Regions from separate parts of the Homo sapiens genome. Here region 1 is linked to region 2. A link is an interaction called in ENCODE POLR2A ChIA-PET data of the cell type or tissue named here. Cell type or tissue: PC-3. All regions are shown on one strand. Each heading gives the region's core, and the rest is flanking DNA. Links, peaks and the distances in the headings are about the cores only. Region 1 overlaps LOC105375168 (a long non-coding RNA gene). Region 2 has its middle 14 kb from the start of LRRC72.

The links. ChIA-PET counts read pairs that join two places held together with the same protein. Peaks named below come from ENCODE experiments on the same cell type or tissue, not always from the same donor. Only the 100,000 strongest peaks of a DNase experiment are listed, where the experiment ranks them.
Region 1: POLR2A ChIA-PET joins it to region 2 with 8 read pairs; 2 of 35 experiments call an interaction of 5 or more read pairs at or near these places.

Annotation. Positions count from the first base shown.
Region 1 is chr7:16,427,508-16,430,432 of GRCh38, reverse strand. All of the region lies in intron 2 of LOC105375168 (a long non-coding RNA gene), which reads right to left. Among named protein-coding and RNA genes, the nearest start is that of CRPPA, 7.4 kb to the right of the region's middle. In PC-3, for the core only: no CTCF peak of the experiment used is centred there; a DNase peak (open chromatin) is centred at 1,512; H3K27ac peaks cover 1,021 bases.
Region 2 is chr7:16,511,467-16,514,391 of GRCh38, reverse strand. No RefSeq gene overlaps it. Among named protein-coding and RNA genes, the nearest start is that of LRRC72, 14 kb to the left of the region's middle. RefSeq lists an enhancer at 1,939-2,440. In PC-3, for the core only: no CTCF peak of the experiment used is centred there; no DNase peak of the experiment used is centred there.

The DNA.
Region 1 (2,925 bases), core at 273-2,772, 84 kb after region 2:
CTGTAGAGCATCCCAGGGAGACCCAGGCATCAGAAGTCACAAGAATAACAATTAAAGCCAGTCAAGGGGTGACAACCTGTTTGTATGTGATTAATCCTTTCATAGCAGTTCTTCGGCCAATTAATCAGAAGTCAGCCCTCTGATGACTCAAGCCTAGTCAGTCAAACCGGGGTTGTGTTTTACTTCATGCTAAAGAGATGTGAAATCCCAAGAAGGAGCCAGTTATAAGACCCGGGTCAATGAGGTTAAGTTTGGGAAAAAGGTTGCAAGTGGTGGGTACACCCCATGAATAGTAAGACAGTTTTCTAGGCAATGAGACAAATGCAAGATTCGGCCCATTCACAAAGTGAAGCTGCCTGTCCTGGTCAGGACTAGCAGGATTAAGTTCGTAGATGAAAGACACAAGTGAATTCCGGTTCAGCAGAGCTGATAGTGAGATACCCAATTCAGGAGGTAGTGAGGAAAAATAAAAAGACTATAGAAAGGCAAGAGGCCAGGAGAACCAAGACAAGCATAATGAAATTTGATAACTTGCCCAAGACCAGTGTTGGTTAGTTTCATGTATAGTTTTGTTATTGTACTATAGCAGTTAATAACCATATATTTTTATGAAGTTAAGAGAGAATAATTACTAAGGAAGATTTGACAAAGGGGGAAGTTTCTGATTTTCTTTTTAATCACTTGTCAAGATCTTGAATTCTTTCAAGGATAAGTGGTAGGAGAGGTGAAAAGACATAAGAAGTTGGAGTGAGAGAGTCTTTACAAACTTAAAAACAAAACAAACTTTTTATTTTGTGAATAGTTTCAAGCACTCTAATTTTTCTGAAGAGTAAATGTAAATAGTTCTTTATTGATTTAAGTTTATATTCAATGGTAAGTTTAACGTTCAATTATTCATTTATTCTTTCATTTATGTCTTAAGCCAATTAGTGGTAGCAATGGTCACAAAGGAAAGTACTTAATTTCTATTTAACTTATTTCTATTCACGTACAGTAAAGACAACACAGTGTCCTCATTTATTCCTCTTAACTGTCTGCTGCAAGTTACTTCTACATAAAATATTGTCCTTTTGTCACCACTAAGTACTTATTGTCCAAAACAGTACAGTTTATTGCTCTCCTAAGTAGATGATACAGCATCTTCCCAAACTCTGTATATTCTTTTTTTCTTCTTCTTTTTCGTGGGGGAGGAGGGAGGGTCTATCCCAGTGAGTGTCCCATGCTGGAGAGCAATGAAACATTCTTTTTGCAAAAATCAAAAGCTTGTTTATATCCTTACATCCTTTGGACATCACTGAAGAGACTATATTATTATATGAAAAGACTGTTGCAGTCTTCTCTCTCCCTTCTCCATGTTACCCCTTGTGCTTCTACCCTACCATAGTCCCTTTCAATTTGCTTAAGATAAAGATGTGGTGCCCTCATGGGTAAGGCACTATAAGGCAATGATGTCTGAAATTCAGACTATTGGACAGCTCACTTCCTGTATTTACTCTGTGCTTGGCAAGTTGATGGGGGTGGTGGCTGTGGTCACAAGGAACAACGTCCGCATTCTCTTTTTCTTATCCCTCAGATAAAAGATATGACTTTGAATTCCTTTGGACCATTTTCATCTTAAAGCCAAATTTTTTCTTCTTTAAATCTTCTTTTAGCAATGAGTCAAGGTTAAAATGCATATAAACAGCTGTTGTCAATATGTTTCTTGCAGAAATGACAAATCTACCTTTTCTAGCTGTTGCTTTTCTTTAATGATTCCATATGTTCCTCCCTTCCACAGATTATTAAGGCTGGCCACCACCATCTCTAGATTAGTGATTTGTTTCCTAAACAAAACTTTCAAAGATATTATCTCTGTTACATTGTCCCTTGTGCAAGGGGTCATTACCCTCTTTTGGTTTCTGGAGTAATGTGGCATCCTCAGTTGAACTGCATGCATTAGTTCTGTGCTCAGAGCAGTTTCAGGCAACAATTCCTATTCTATTTAAGCTGTGGTCAAGGATACTGCCTTTGATGGTTCTCAGAGGTGACACTGTGTTTAAATGACAGCTTTTACAAGGCAAAATGAATTCTAAGTGCACACACACACACAGAATGACAGGTCTGTAGAAATACCAGGGGATGATCTGGTTTTCTGTTTCTCTTCCATCATTCTGTTCTGGTACTTAAATATTCTTCCCTTGTGTTTCCCTTCTTACAAATTAACAAGAAAATGAAACAGTTTAATGAATTTCTTATGCAATTTTAAAATAAATTTCTTATGCAATTTTTATATGGTATTTTAATATATTACATGCATTTTGCTTTGGGTACTGAAATTAAATGTATTGAACATAAAGTGAGTTGGGGTATAGTTCTTTTAAATTCAGTGTTTATTTCAGTCTGGCTGATAACTACACTGGAATCTATGGAGGTGTATCAAAACTCAGATTCCTGGTTCTACTCTGGAGGCATTTAATCAAAATTTCTGTCAGTAGATGCCAGGAATATATTTTCTAAGATTATTATATAATATATACTATATAAATTATATTGTATAAAATATATAAAAATACTACATAGAAACAATTGTTCCAGGTGCTTCTTATGAAAAGTTAAACTTTAGTATCATTAATTCAGTCCTAAGGCTAAATATTCACCATTGCTTCCCTTTTCAGCTATACAGGAAAAGCAGAGTGGATGGTAGAGACAACTGACAATAACTTTGCAAGAAATATTATGAAAATAAAAGATAATAATAATGTTGTCACGTGGTATTGTTTAGTCTGCATTATCTGCAGAGAGACCTCAATTCTGAGTGTCACCTTTCTTATGTATAAAAATGAGTTAAAGGTCAGAGGTTAATAGACTGTACCATTTACATAAGATACACAATAGCAAAACAGAAATTAGAATTCATAGGCTGCCAGAAATTATGGGGATGGCCCA
Region 2 (2,925 bases), core at 265-2,764:
TAATTGTTTGTCTTGGTGTGGCCCACAGTGAAAATTATTTCCACTATCAACTTTATGCTGTTCTCTGACATAATCTCTTGGTATTTTTATGTTTTCTCTAAAAGTTCAAGAATTGTCTGTCGGAAGTCGTTTGACAAGAAAATTTACCAAGAACATTATTAGACTGGTAAACTTGACAGTTGCTTTGCTAAGAAATTCTAGCTTCCCCAGCTTCAATTCTTCTTACCCTACAGCTGTTTTTTTTAATCTTGCCTCATTTTTTCATATATTATTCTTATTTGAACAAAATTCTTTTTATTAACTTCATTTTGTTACTTATATAAGGATCACACCTAAACTATATAGCTATGGTAGTAATAAGTTTATGCTTTGTATTAATTATGAACATTTAAGAAACTTCACTGGCTGGGCTCACGCCTGTAATCCCAGTACTTTGGGAGGCTGAGGTGGGCAGATCACGAGGTCAGGAAGTTGAGACCAGCCTGGCCAACATAGTGAAACCCCGTCTCTACTAAAAATACGAAAAAAAAAAAAAATTAGCTCAGTGTGGTGGCCTGCGCCTGTAATCCAAGCTACTCGGGAGGCTGAGGCAGGAGAATTGCTTGAACCCAGGAGGCGGAGGTTGCAGTGAGCCAAGATTGCGCCACTGCACACCAGCCCAGGCAACAGTGCAAGACTCTGTCTCAAAAAAAATAAATAAATAAAAATAAAGAAACTTCCTTTAAGCCAGGTTTGGGGCTCACACGTATAATCTCAGCACTTTGGGAGGTTGAGGTGGGTGGATCACCTGAGGTCAGGAGTTTGAGACCAGCCTGACCAATATGGTGAAACCCCATCTCTACTAAAAATAAAAAATAAAAATAAAAATAAAAAATTAGCCAGGCGTGGTGGGAGGTGCCTGTAGTCCCAGTTACTAGAGAGGCTGAGACAAGACAATTGCTTGAACCCGGGAGGCGGAGGTTGCAGTGAGCCAAGATTGTGCCACTGCACTCCAGCCTGAGTGACAGAGCAAGGCTCCTTTTCAAAAAAAAAAAAAAAAAAGAAAAAGAAAGAAACTTTATTTAACTGGTGGAATGACCCTGAGGCTCTTGTCTGTAGTCCCACATGAGACCCAATGGGAAATCGTAAAGCTGGGCTATGGCTTTCTCCCGGTTAAGAGGAAGCTTCCAAGCTCCGATTTCTACACTGTTTATCTGTAAATAATCCTACCTGTTGTTTCCAATAACCCAGAATATAAGTCTCTCCTATTTACCATGTGCAGAGCTGCTAGCAGACTCACTGGCAATGATATGCGCTAACTTTGGAGTAAAGGTATGTTACCAATTCAAATGTTTTTATTACAATATCAGAACACCAAGATCTACTTGTTTAAATAATAAAGGAGTGTCTTGCCTCCATTAGCAAGTAGTTTAAAGAGAGAGCAGTTTTAGGTTCCGTACAATCATGGCCAGAGCTCTAAATCTCTGCTGTTAATAGTTTTAAATCCTACACTCTTCTAAGTTGGCTCTCTTTTCAGGTTACCTTTCCGCATCACGACATAGCCATCACAGTTCCAGGATTCACATACTGACATGTCACCCTTGAGAGAAAGTAGAGGGCCTACATTCCATGGTCACCTTCTTAGGAGAGTCTGGGCTGTTATAACCAAATACCATAAACCTCGTGGATTATAAAAAATAGAATTTTATTTCCCACCGTTTTGGAAGCTGGAAGTCCGAGATGAGGGTGCCAACGTGATTGGGTTCTTGTGAGGGTCCTCTTGTGGGTTGCAGATGGCCACCTTCTTGTTGGATCCTCACATGGTGGAGAACAGAGAGAGTGCTCTCATGTTGCTTCTGAGAACCCTGAAAAGTTGAGACAGGTCTCAGTTAATTTAGAAAGTTTATTTTGCCAACATTGAGGATGAGCCGGTGACACAGCCTCAGGAAGTCCTGACGGCATGTGCCCATGGTAGTCAGGGCACAGCTTGGTTTCATACATTTAGGGAGACATCAATCGATATGCGTAAGAAGTACATTGGTTTGGTCTGGAAAGGCGGGACAACCTGAAGCAAAGGCAGGAAGTCTCGAAGCCCAGAGGGAGCTTCCAGGTCGCAGACAGGTGATACACAAATGCCTACATTCTTTTCAGTTTCTGATGAGCCTTTCCAAAGGAGGCAAATCAGATAAGCATCTATCTCAGTGAGCAGAGGTGTGACTTTGAATAGAATGGGAGGCAGGTTTGCCCTAAGCAGTTCCCAGCTTGAGTTTTCCTTAGTGATTTTGGGGGCCCAAGATATTTTCCTTTGGCACTTCTTGTAAGAGCACTAATCACACGCACAAAGGCTCCACCCTCATGACCTAATTATCTTCCACAGGCCCCACTTCCTAATGCCATTGTGTTGGGAGTTAGGATTTCAACATATGCATTTTGGGGGCACACAAATATCCAGCTCATCACAACTACATAGAACATGGAGTAATGTGTGCCCACGATGGTTAGCTATCCCTTTTCCCACACCCAGCACGGACCCTGCTTAGTTGTCATCACAGTGCCGTTGAGGTGTGTTCACCCCACTCTAAAGCGATGTTTGAAATCAGATGACAGCACTACACTTTATTATTATTTTTTTAATTAATTAAGGCATGGTGTCTCACCCTTGTGATCGTAGCACTTTGTAGGGCTGAGGGTATCCCCTTTCCATGGATACCCTCCTTACCTTTCTTGGGCTCAAACTTTTTACAACAATCCTGCCCCTGCATGAATACCCACACCCATCTCTCCCTGTGCCTGCTTAGCTTGCATTGCCAAGACATTCCCTTCTTGGTCTATACACCATGCCAGTTTCCTCTGCTAAGCTGATGCTGCCCTCATTCAGGTGGAGTCTGACAGTCCACACTCGTGTGCCTGGACCTCCCTCCTCACCCTGCTATACCCACCGGGATG